2 separate regions of the Mus musculus genome follow, and region 1 is linked to region 2. The links are chromatin loops, found by intact Hi-C in ENCODE. Cell type or tissue: heart. All regions are shown on one strand. Each heading gives the region's core, and the rest is flanking DNA. Links, peaks and the distances in the headings are about the cores only.

What was found. Peaks named below come from ENCODE experiments on the same cell type or tissue, not always from the same donor. Only the 100,000 strongest peaks of a DNase experiment are listed, where the experiment ranks them.
Region 1: it touches region 2 in a loop (6-fold over the local background); 19 of 42 quality-filtered maps call a loop at or near these places.

The regions. Positions count from the first base shown.
Region 1 is chr5:32,195,225-32,200,589 of GRCm38, forward strand. No RefSeq gene overlaps it. Among named protein-coding and RNA genes, the nearest start is that of Gm36732, 13 kb to the left of the region's middle. In heart, for the core only: a CTCF peak has its summit at 2,699 (motif pointing left); DNase peaks (open chromatin) are centred at 1,017 and 2,687; H3K27ac peaks cover 1,054 bases.
Region 2 is chr5:32,132,596-32,137,960 of GRCm38, forward strand. It overlaps Fosl2 (fos-like antigen 2), which reads left to right and starts at 3,877. Exons shown (of 4, transcript NM_008037.4): 1 at 3,877-4,210. The coding sequence starts at 4,109. In heart, for the core only: a CTCF peak has its summit at 2,590; DNase peaks (open chromatin) are centred at 1,206, 2,486, 3,156, 3,926 and 4 weaker places; H3K4me3 peaks cover 5,000 bases; H3K27ac peaks cover 4,905 bases.

The DNA of each region.
Region 1 (5,365 bases), core at 165-5,164, 63 kb after region 2:
GCTGGTGTGGCTAAGTCTATGAACCATCACCTACAGCAAGGACCAGTCTGCCAAGGTCATACTAGCCAGACCCAAATGCGAAGGATGTAGCCACACCTCCAGGGTCCCCTACTTTAGAATCTTGTGGACATTCCCTCTCCAAGAACATTTCTGTTTTCCTTGTGCATGTAAAAACATTTGTTTGTTTGTTTTCTCCTCAGCCCATGTGAGTGTGTGTGTGTGTGTGTGTGTGTGTGTATGCTCACTCATATACCACAGAGCACATGTGGAACTCAAGGATAACTTTTCTCTTTCCTAGGGATCAAACTCAGGTCAGCAGGCTTGGCAGCAGGTACCATTACAGGTCAGGCCATGTCACTAGCCTACAAGCATAAATCTAGCCATTGTTATTGTGTCTCAGGTGCCTGTCAGTTCCCTATGCCTCCTGAGCCCTTCTTCCAACCTTCCACTACATACTCTTCCTCCCCGACCCCCTCTCCTCCCCTCCTCTTCCCTTTCCTCCTCTTCTTCCTCCCCTCCAGCACCTTAAGAGCCCTTCCCCTACCTTCCTTCCCATGGGAGTCTTTCTTGGCCACTATCTCCTCCAATGGTGCCCCTCTGTTGTCTCTGTGTCTGCCATGCATTGAAATGCCTGTCCCAGGACCCTCTGCTCCTGCACACACCCACACATAGCAGTGGCCTCGCCTCTCCCCTTTGGGCCGTGAGCTCCCAGCCCTGGCAGTGATCTCTGTCTTCTGAAGCCTAGTCCTGGGCCTGAAGCATAATAACAACTCAATAAACGAGTGTCGAAACAATTAATGGCTTACTAAATAAATGACTGCGGCAGACACAAAGCCCATTCCTATAAATGAGTCACCGTGAGCCCCAGCCACTGGGCCCCGCCCTCACCCACTGACCCCAGCAAAACCCTCCCGTGATGATGTCATCATGACCCTTAGTTCTCAGAATCCTCCAGCCTCCTTCCTTCTCCTTCGTGCCTATCTACTTGCCATCCCCTCCCCCTCCTTCCCTTTCTCCTTCCTCCAGGGCACCATGTCTAAATAAGGCAAAACTCCTCCAGTGCTGGGGAGCTCTGGGGTTTTCATGCAGTCACCCAGGATATCGTGGGATGGGGTCAGGCCATGCTCTGCTGAGAAGCAGGACAAAGTTCCCCTGTAACATTGGCGGAGGGACAAGGAGACTTTGCTGCCCACCAGAGGGTGCCCTCAAGTTAACTGAGCAGGACACAGAGAGGATCTAACTCAGAAGGAGGCTTACAGACAAGGCAGGGGCTTGGAAGAGTGGATTGTGGGCTTGCTGGTAAGGGATTTGGCATTAAGACACCTGCACCTCGAAAGCATCCCTGGTTCTAGGATAGGCACACACACACACACACACACACACACACACACACACACACACACACCAGAAAATGGATTAGCACCACTTGTAGCAGCGCACAGCACACGCCTGTAATGATCCAGCTTGTGTTGACTAGACGGCTCAGCCTATGATGGCACTTACCACTAAGCTGGACCACCTGAATCTGAGCAAGAGACCCACATGGTAGAAGGAGAGATCCAGTTCCCACAAGTTGCCCCTCTGACCTTCATCTGTAGGTGTACCCCTATACAGAATGTAGAGAACATACACCTGTTTGCCCAGCATACACAGAGACAAATAGATACATGCAATTAAAAAAAAAAAAAAAAAAACCAAGTGTTTGGGAGCCTGAGGCAGGAGAATTGCTATGAGCTACATAGTGAATTGTTTTGGGTTTTTTTTAAAGCAGCTTATAAAGCTGGAAAAATATTAAAATATTAAAAATTCTGAATAAACCAAGAAAGATAGATCTATCCATAGATGTTTCTTGGCAGGTTCTTGAGGGGACCTCTAGCAGTGTGACCATCCCCACCTTCTCCATTCCTTTCCCAGTCTGTGTCCTCAAGCAGCAACAGTGAGTCCTGGAGAGTGGCAGTTGGGACATCATCTCCCTCCCCATCCCCCAGGTCTGCCACCAACCCTGGCACATAGTTGATGCCTCGTAGGCAGCACTGTGTAGTCGATTCTCCAAACTGGGACACCGCAAGAGGTGGGATGTTAGTAATCATTGGGTCAGGACAACAGTTGTCGTCTGGAACCATATTGGACAAACAAGTGACAGTCTGTTCTCTACCATATGCATAGATGTCTGTCTGTCTGAATGAGGTTCTGTCTGACACTCTGACTTCTATTATACAATGACTTGCTTCTTTGCCAAAACAGTCATCTGCGTTAAGTGATGCCCCCTTGTGTCTTGATGCTCATCTCTGCCTACTGCAGAGAGAGGCATCTCTCTACACAGAGAAAATTGGTAAGGCTAAAAACATCTCCAACCACGTGCCATGGTGGGAACTGCTGTATGTTTCATCAAAGTCAGAGTGTTCTAAGCCTACTGTGAAGCCCACAGTAGGGCCTGACAGGAGGCTGGCCAGGCTGGGTAGACTGGGACTAGTTAGTGTCTCTCTTCCCTCCTGGACTCTCATGTTTAGTTGGGCTCTCTCTGTTGGGCAGATGGAAGAGATGGACCCAGCTGGGTTGTAGTAGGCCTGAACAGAGCTGGAGCTCTAAGGAAGCTGTCTGGGCACTTCCTCAGCTAGTCTCCACCTATCCTACCATGGGACCAGTGCCTTGCCAGAGACAAGCCAGACAAACACAGCTCACTGCTGCCCTCTGGTGTCTGATTCTTCCGGCCCCGTTGCTCCTCTAGGGACAGCCACATGATGCTGTCTCTGAGCAGGGCCCATGAGCAGTCACCCAATGTGAGCATGAGAACGATAGTCTGTCAGTACTGATTCTGAGATAACAGACGTAAGATGGGACTATTCCAGGCTGGGTGAGCATATGGTTATCCCGTCTAGGCTTAGAACCATTTCGCGGTAGCCTCCAGAACCATCTCAGGGAACTGCCTGGTGAAGTCACCAAGTCACAACACATGTAAGTGCTTAGCAGGAGCATGAAAGAGTAAGAAGTCACTGGCTAATGTGGTCAGTGGTTGACTATTATCCTCTCTTAGGAGTTGCCGGCATCCTGGGAGCCCATTTCCAGCTGTTCGGATGGGATAAGCTGCACCCAGAGCTATCGATAAAGCAGGAGTGGGGGGATCTGGTCTTTGGGTGGACTGAGGTGGGTGCTTCTGGGGCTCAGTCATGTGGCATGAGCAGTAAACCCAGCAGTCTGGCCTGTGAGTGGTCCAGACACCTTCCCTCTGGAAATTTGGGGCCTTGCCAGGACAGGGGATAGACAGGGAAACTTCATTCTCACTGAGATAAGGGCATTTTTGTGTCCGCTTTTGTAGTGGTCCTCCTGTCCAGTAGCTGTGTCCCAGTGCTAACTGGGGTGATCTTTGCCCTGCTGAGTGGCCAGCAGGTGTGGGTGAGCCTCTGTCCCTGCCTTCCTCTTCACATTCTGCCCCCCATCTCCTCCTCATGGCCTCTAACCCCATCAACCTCAGGCCTCTGGTAGGACAGCCTCAGGGCCTTTGCTAAGCTGCTGGTCCCCCGGGGATCTCTGGTAGGGATCAGTGCAGGATGACCAGCGGCTGTGCCACTCATAAAAGCAAGTGGGGTTTGGTACAGGTACAGAGCCTTGAGCCCCACCCTCTGAAGCTGCCAATTACAGGGAAGGTGCCAGTGACTGAGGCCAGGGTAGAAGGACCAACTCAGACATCGAGCAGGAGATGAAGGTGCCTCAGGGACAGGACACAGAAAGAGGAAGGACAGAACTCATAGGGTCCCCATATGGGTCTCAAAAGGCAGAGACAGGAGTCAGGGACTGACAGAGATCATGGGCTTCCAGGGGCAAGGGTTCGGGGGCAGAGTCTGGGTGGCTGGGACAGTGTGTGTAAGTAAGTAGGTTTGATTCAGAGGCTTGTAAGGACTTTAGCAAAGGCAAGAGGAGGACGCACAGCTTTAGAAAGAATTCTTATGGTCTAGGAGAGAGGGCTCAGGCTGGGTGCCTTGTTTGAGGAAGAGGAGAAAGCTTCAAGTTGGTTTTGTATTCCTCAAACCTGTTTGCCCACATCTTTGGCATCTGTGCCCCATGAGGAAGCTGCAAGGAGCTGGGCCTGTCTGGGCCTGAGAGTGGCATTCTTATTGAGGCCATGTACTTCCTGCAGATGTTCCCTACTGAGGTCACAGGCCCCTCTCGAGGACCTTCTTCCTGGTCTTTGCTCACTAAAGCAGCCCAGAACCCCACACCATAGCAGGCGGCTTTGCTTTCTTCCTCCCACCTGCCCCTTCCTCAGTCTTCCTCATAAGACTTCCTGCCTACACACACTCACACTTGAGCCTTGCACAGCCAGCCACACACAGGCGCCTGCAGTCTTGAGTCTGAGAGCTTGGGTTTGAGCTCAACCTCTACCATTCACCTGCAATGTGGCTCTGGGCAGTTTGAACCCTTTGTGCCTCAGTTATCTCATCTGTGAATTGGGGATAATGGGATGTAATGACGCTTATCTCATGGACTTGTCATGAGGATCGAAGGAGCTGAGGCAAGTGCAAACAGCTCAGAGGGCTCTGTGGGTGGGAGGGGATCTACTAGTACTGTTTGTATCCCACACAGCACTTAGCCAGGAATAGAAACATGCATGGCTGGTATGAGCTGTTCCTCACTCATTCCAGAACCATCTATAGGGCTGCTGGGTGCTGGGCACTATTCTACACATGTGGCAATAGGAGTCAGCGCAATCCAAGATGCCTGCCCTCTTGAAGATGCCATTCTAGGGAAGGAACCCCCAACAACACCCATCTACCAGCACACATTCCCACCTCCCTCTGGAGCTGAAGACCCTCAGGCAGGAAGGTGTGGCAACTCCAGGCCTCTGGAGGTGCAACTCGTAAGCACCTCCCAATCATCCTGTGGCCCAAGAAGCCCTTGAGTCAGAAAACAAGGTCACTCTGATCCTGGCTAGGACACGCAGAGCATTGAGGCAAGAGAGTGCAATTATTAAGTATAATTGCCCATTTTACAGATGAGTAAATTGAGGTCCAGGAAGGTTTAACTGCTTTACCCTTGGTGGTACAGCTGGCCAGTAACAGGGTTATTCAGTCAACAAGTATTTATTGAGCTCCTACCTTGATTTTGTGCCACCTGCTGTTCTAGGCCCTAGGGATAGAGTCTCTGCCTTTTGTGGCAATTCTGTGAGTTGCAGGAGCCCAGAAACAAGCATGTTTTAGAGAGTGGTGTGTTTCTAGGCAGAAAATGATACTCTGGACCAGACAGTGGGTGGAAGAAGGAAGATAGCAAGGGAGACCCAGGAAGGTGGCATTTAGCTGAGTCACCATGCAGAGAACTCTAGCTACAAACTGCCCTACATGGTGACCCAGATTAAGGGTGACCGAATCAT
Region 2 (5,365 bases), core at 159-5,158:
GCGGGTAGGCAGACTCAGTCAGAGGCGGTTTTACTTTCAACTCGTTATTAAACACTGACCAGTTCCCCAGGACAAGTTACTTGGTCTTGCTTTCTTGAACTGACACCTGGAAATGAGAGACACCTCAAATGTTTGTTGTGTGGATTACAAGGGACAGTATGTTTTCGTTTTGATTTGAGACATTGGGGCTTAATCCCTGTTCTGAGCATCTTACTCCAGCCCCTTCTTAACCGCGTGCCCCCAGGTATGTCTTCCCACGTAGGCGCCGCTGAACTGGGTTTAGATAGGTCAAACTTCAAGCATCCACTGAATCAAGGGAGACCAGTGTCCCGGCAGCTCTGCCTCTGGTGCCACGGGACTGAAAGGTGGCCTAGGCTGTGGAACCTAGGTCTCCTCTCCAGGCAGGCACGGGAAGCCAGCTCACGTTCCGGAGCAGGGCCAGGCAGGGATCAAAGCGCTCTCAGGCGGGCCGGGGCGCACCAAAGGGAGGCCGGCGACTTGCATCAGCACAGATTCCGTGATGCTCTGCAGACGTCTGGGGGCTGCTGGCTTTACGGGAAGCCACAAGAAAGGAAAGGACGGGGGAAGCGGGTCCGGGCGGGGGCGGGCGAGGGCGCGAGGTTGCGCTGGCCCGAAGGCGCGCTCCCGGCGGCGCCTGCTAGTTGCTGGGCGCGCCCGGGATGGCGGAGGCCTTGGAGGAAGCTCCTGCTCCCCTTCTCCCCCGCCCCCGCCCCGCGTTACTGGAAGGACTGTGTGGGAGAGACCCAGAAGCTCACGATTATTGAATGCGGGCTGGGGGAGGGCCGGACAGCCCGTGCGGCTCGAAGGAAAACCAAAAGTGCGTCTGTTCGTGCTGCTGTGACACGGGGTTCCTCGGGGAGGTCCCTGCGTACCCCGGCCGCCCCCCCCCCAGTTGCTCACCCCCAACCCTCCAAGATTTATTTCACTAGGGCGGCCGAGGACCCGCAGAACACAGGGCGAGGCGAGTGGGAAAGTGTCACGATTTTTTTTTTTCTATGCCCTGCCCCCGTCCCCACCTCTAGTTTTCTGGGTTTTGCTGCTGCTGGGGAAGGGTTGATCCGTTTTGCGTCAAAGGGCTGCATTTACTCAGTCCTGCTGAGAGAGGCGCGTAAACACCCAAGCAGGCCAGGACGCAGGGATGGGAAGGGGGGAGGGCCAGGCACCCAAGGCTGGTGCGTGCGTGTACGCCTGCACCACACCCCGTTCTCGAGCCTGCAGAGCTGCACATTCTGCTGGGAGGGCAGCTGCAAAAATGCGAGGAGTCTGGCCACTCAGCTTACCACGCGCACAAGTCCTTGGGGATGGAGCTCAGGACAGAATGTGTTTTATAATTGTAAACAATGACCCCTAGTACTGTTTGGGATTACCGTATCTTGAGGCCCTTGGGGCAGCCAGATGCCGCCAGTCGTCCCGGAAACGCAGGCGCTTTATATGGAGCCCCGGGAAAGCTTCGAGTTCCCGGCTCTTATTTTTCTTTCCTAGTAACGCCCCCACTTCACAGATAAGGAAACTGAGGACCTGAGATGTGATATGGGAGATGCATAGCACTTCAACGTCCTCAGTGGAATCCCAACAACCTTACTTCCCATTCACTCCTCAAAAGCTTAAGGATACAGATGCACTGCATAAGGATGGCTAAAAAAGGCGTTTTTTCACCCTTGTAATCCCGGCACTCGGGAGGTGGAGGCTTATCTTTGACATATAGAGAGTTTTAAGACAGCCTGTGCTGAGACCCTGCCTCAAAAGAAAGAGAGTTCTTCAACTCCTGGTACAGCGCTTATCTGTACTCATTGTACCTTCTCTGGGGATGATAGGCTATCCGAAGCAGAAGAAAGCTTTAGGTCGTCCTGCTCCAAACCTTTCATTAGATAGAGGAGGAAACTGAGACTCTAGACTCGCCCAAGATCTCACAGCTCGTAAATAGCAGAGCCAGGCGTTCATACTCCAAGGCCTGCGCTCTTTACCCTGAGTGCCACCCCACCCATCAAGGCGGGAAGAGCCAGGAGTCCGGCCACGCGCGCCCTGAACTTTGCTCCAAAACAGTTCAAGGCAACTTGGGGCACACCTCTCGGGCCCCAGTTATTTATTTATTTATTTATTTATTTATGTATTTTAAAAAACAACCCGATTTGCTTTTAAGACCTGGTTACTACTATTACATGCGTCATAACTGTGTAGCACAGAGGACTCCCGAATGTCTCACTGGCTAATTTCATCTTCAATACTACTTCTAAGCAAGTTAATTGGAAGGCCAAAATAAAATAAATTAAAAAAAGAAAAAAGAAAAAGAAAAAAAAAAAAACAAGCGCGCGCGCGCGCACACACACACACACACACACACACACACAACACACACACACACAAAAAGGGGAAGCAGTGGGCAGCCAGGCTCCGAGTGAAAAATGGGCAGGCCAGCCCCGCCTGGCGACGCCGCGCCGCACCCCGCCAAGACCCGGCCGCAGGGTGGCGCGGGTGCCCGGTGCGCCCAGGACGCCCGCTGTACCGGGCGGCGCCGCTGAGGGTGCGGACGACTGCGCACGGCCGCGCCCTCCCCGCGAGCAGCTCTGCGCGCCGGGCTCTCTGCCTCGCGGTGGCGCCGCACTGAGCCGCCCGTCTCGTCTTCAGGGCTGCGATTTTTTTTTTTTTTTTTTTTTTTTCCTTTTCTAAAACCCGGAGCCCAGGCCGGCGCGGCCGCTTTCGGGGCCCCGCCCCGCGCCCCTTCCTTTTGGTTGGGGATGGAGGGGAGGAGGTAGGGAGGCCAGGGCGCAGGCGGGAGCAGGCGAGGGAATCCCTCTCCCTCCACGTCACCCGAAGGCGAGGAAACCCGCATTCGCGTCCTCTAACGCAAATGACCATCTTTGGCAACGTGCGCCAATGGAACAGACCAAGGGCGCTGCGCCCCAGGGGGGGTGGAGGAGTTCGGCGAGAACGCGGGCGGCCTCGGCGCCCCCGTAGTGCGAGGGCCGCGCTCTCCCACCCTCCCCGCCTCCCGCCTTCCTCGCGCGGGGTCTGTGGCTGGCGTCAGCGCGACCGCGAGCGAGGCCGGGAGGGGAGCGCCCCGCCCGCCTTCTCCCCTCCCCTCCCGCGCCTCTTCCTCCTCCTCCTTGTCCCAGGCCTCCTCCCCCGCCGCCTCGAGCGCTCCTCCCAGCAAGGTGGAGTCTAAGGTTGACGTGAGTGGATCCACATGGTGCGGGGCTGGAGAATAAAGAGTGTGGAGTTGAACTCGTGCCATTGTAGTGACTCATCTCGGGCAGAGCGCAGGGGCTCGAAGCGAGACAGTGAGCGGCGCTCGGCAGGGACAGAGAGAGAGAAAGAGAGCGAGCGCAAGAAAGAGGGGGAGAGAGGGGAGGGCGAAGCGAGGCGAGAAGCGCGAGGCTTGGCAGGTCCTGGAGCCAGCACGGGGTGCAGGTCACTGCGACGCGGAGCCACGTCCCTCTCAGCACCGCTCAGCCTAGAATCCCACGGGCGCTGTCCCACCGGCGCGATCGGGGCCGCTGGACCGGCGCTCACCGCCTTGTCCTAAGTCAAGTGTCCGAGTCGCCGGGAAACTCAGGCGGCGAGTTGGCCACAGGAAGTTTATTCTCGGGCTCCTTTTCTAAAAGGAGGAAACAGAAGTTTCTCCCAACCGGCAGCTTTTCTTTTTCGCCTTTTTGGCGCCCTGAGAGATCGGGGAGGGAGTCCCCCAGAGCTGCCAAGCGACACCCGCGGGGCTCCTAGTCTTTTTGCGTTGCCCATTTTTCTCCAGCCCGTGGGTCCCGGCAGAGCTCCGGCTGCGCGCGGGGGCGGAAGGGCGCGCGCAGGGGAGGGACCGAGGGACGCGCCGACTTTTTAGAGGGAGGGACTCGGTGGACAACCGGTTCCGCGGAGCTTGCAGAGCAGAAACGAAGTGCGGTGCGCGGCGATCGGGGGGGTCACTTCCCGAGTGTCGCTGCCTCCTGTCTGCCTTGGTTAGGGGACATCCCGGGAGCGAAAAGCCCAGCCCGTGGCCGGGCCGGTGGACCAGCGAGCGCGCAGCAGACTGTGCGCGGCCGCGGCGAGGGCGGGGAAGAAAACCACCCTGTTTCCTCTCCGGCCCCCACCGCGGATCATGTACCAGGATTATCCCGGGAACTTTGACACCTCGTCCCGGGGCAGCAGCGGCTCTCCTGCGCACGCCGAGTCCTACTCCAGCGGTGGCGGCGGCCAGCAGGTACGTGCGGGCCGGGGTGCACCTGGCGGCGCGGGCAGACTCCTACCCTCTTCTTGCTCCCACTGCCTCCACCCCCAACCTCCTTCTTTTCCCTTTCCTAGCCAGGCTAGAAAAATACTTCACCGCTGTAAGTTGTGGGTTTCTTTTCTTTTCTTTTTCTTTTTTTTTTTCCTGTTCCGCCCTACCCACTCTCCACTTTTCTTTTTCTTTTTCTTTTCTTTTCTTTTCTTTTTTTTTAAGCAAGTGGAGAGTGGGCTTGAAGAGCCAACGACACCCTCTCCCCCTTTTCGTACTTAATTTTCCAGAAAAGCTCTTGAAATTACAGGTCCCCTCCGGGAAGCCTGTTGCCTCCTTCCGAGCCGCTCTCCCTCCCTTTTCACGTTCCTCTTTCTAGGTAGTGGATAGGCAAGAAAATTTTTGCGCCCCCTAAGCCCCTCCCAGCCGTCAAGGACCCTACGGGGGGGGGCGGGGGGGAAGGCTTTTTAACCCTTTCTTCTTCTGTTATTCTTCGGTCTTAGCTGTTTTCTGAAAGGGATTGGGGACTCAAAAACAAAGCTGGGCTCCTTCAAGTGTTTGGGAGTGAGGGCGAGGGTTGCCCCTGGGAATTAGGTGCGAAGGTCAGGAAGGAAGAAGCTGGCTTTGATTGGCTCTTGACACCTCCTGTGACACCCCCCCTCCAGCTTCCGGTAAGGGTTGGGCAGGAGCCTGTACTTCCCCCCCCCCCCAGCAGAACTTTGAGGGGCTTGGGGGTACCTGGGGCAAAGAAGCTGTCAGAGAGAAGTGGGAGAAAGAGACACATCGCTTGAGCTCCTGAGTGGATTTAGAAGTAGAAAAACATCTCTTTCTAAAGCAGCCAGACTGGTTTGCACTGAAGGATTGTGCCTGTAATCTGTGTCTTTGTAGGTACCAGACAGGTATTGGTGGGGCGGTAGGGGTGGTAGGGTACCTGGCCTGTGTCGCAGGAACCACAAACACCATCTTGTGAGGGAATTGCATGAACTCAAAAGGTCCTCTGCCACCTGAAGCCCACCTTGGCAAGCATCTGGGAGTTCCTAGCCAAGCTGGCTGCAGCCAGAGTTACTCCATAAGCCAATAGCCATGGCCTTGACTTTGACCTTTAGAAGTCAACCAGATAGGAGGTCAGGGGTCTTCCAG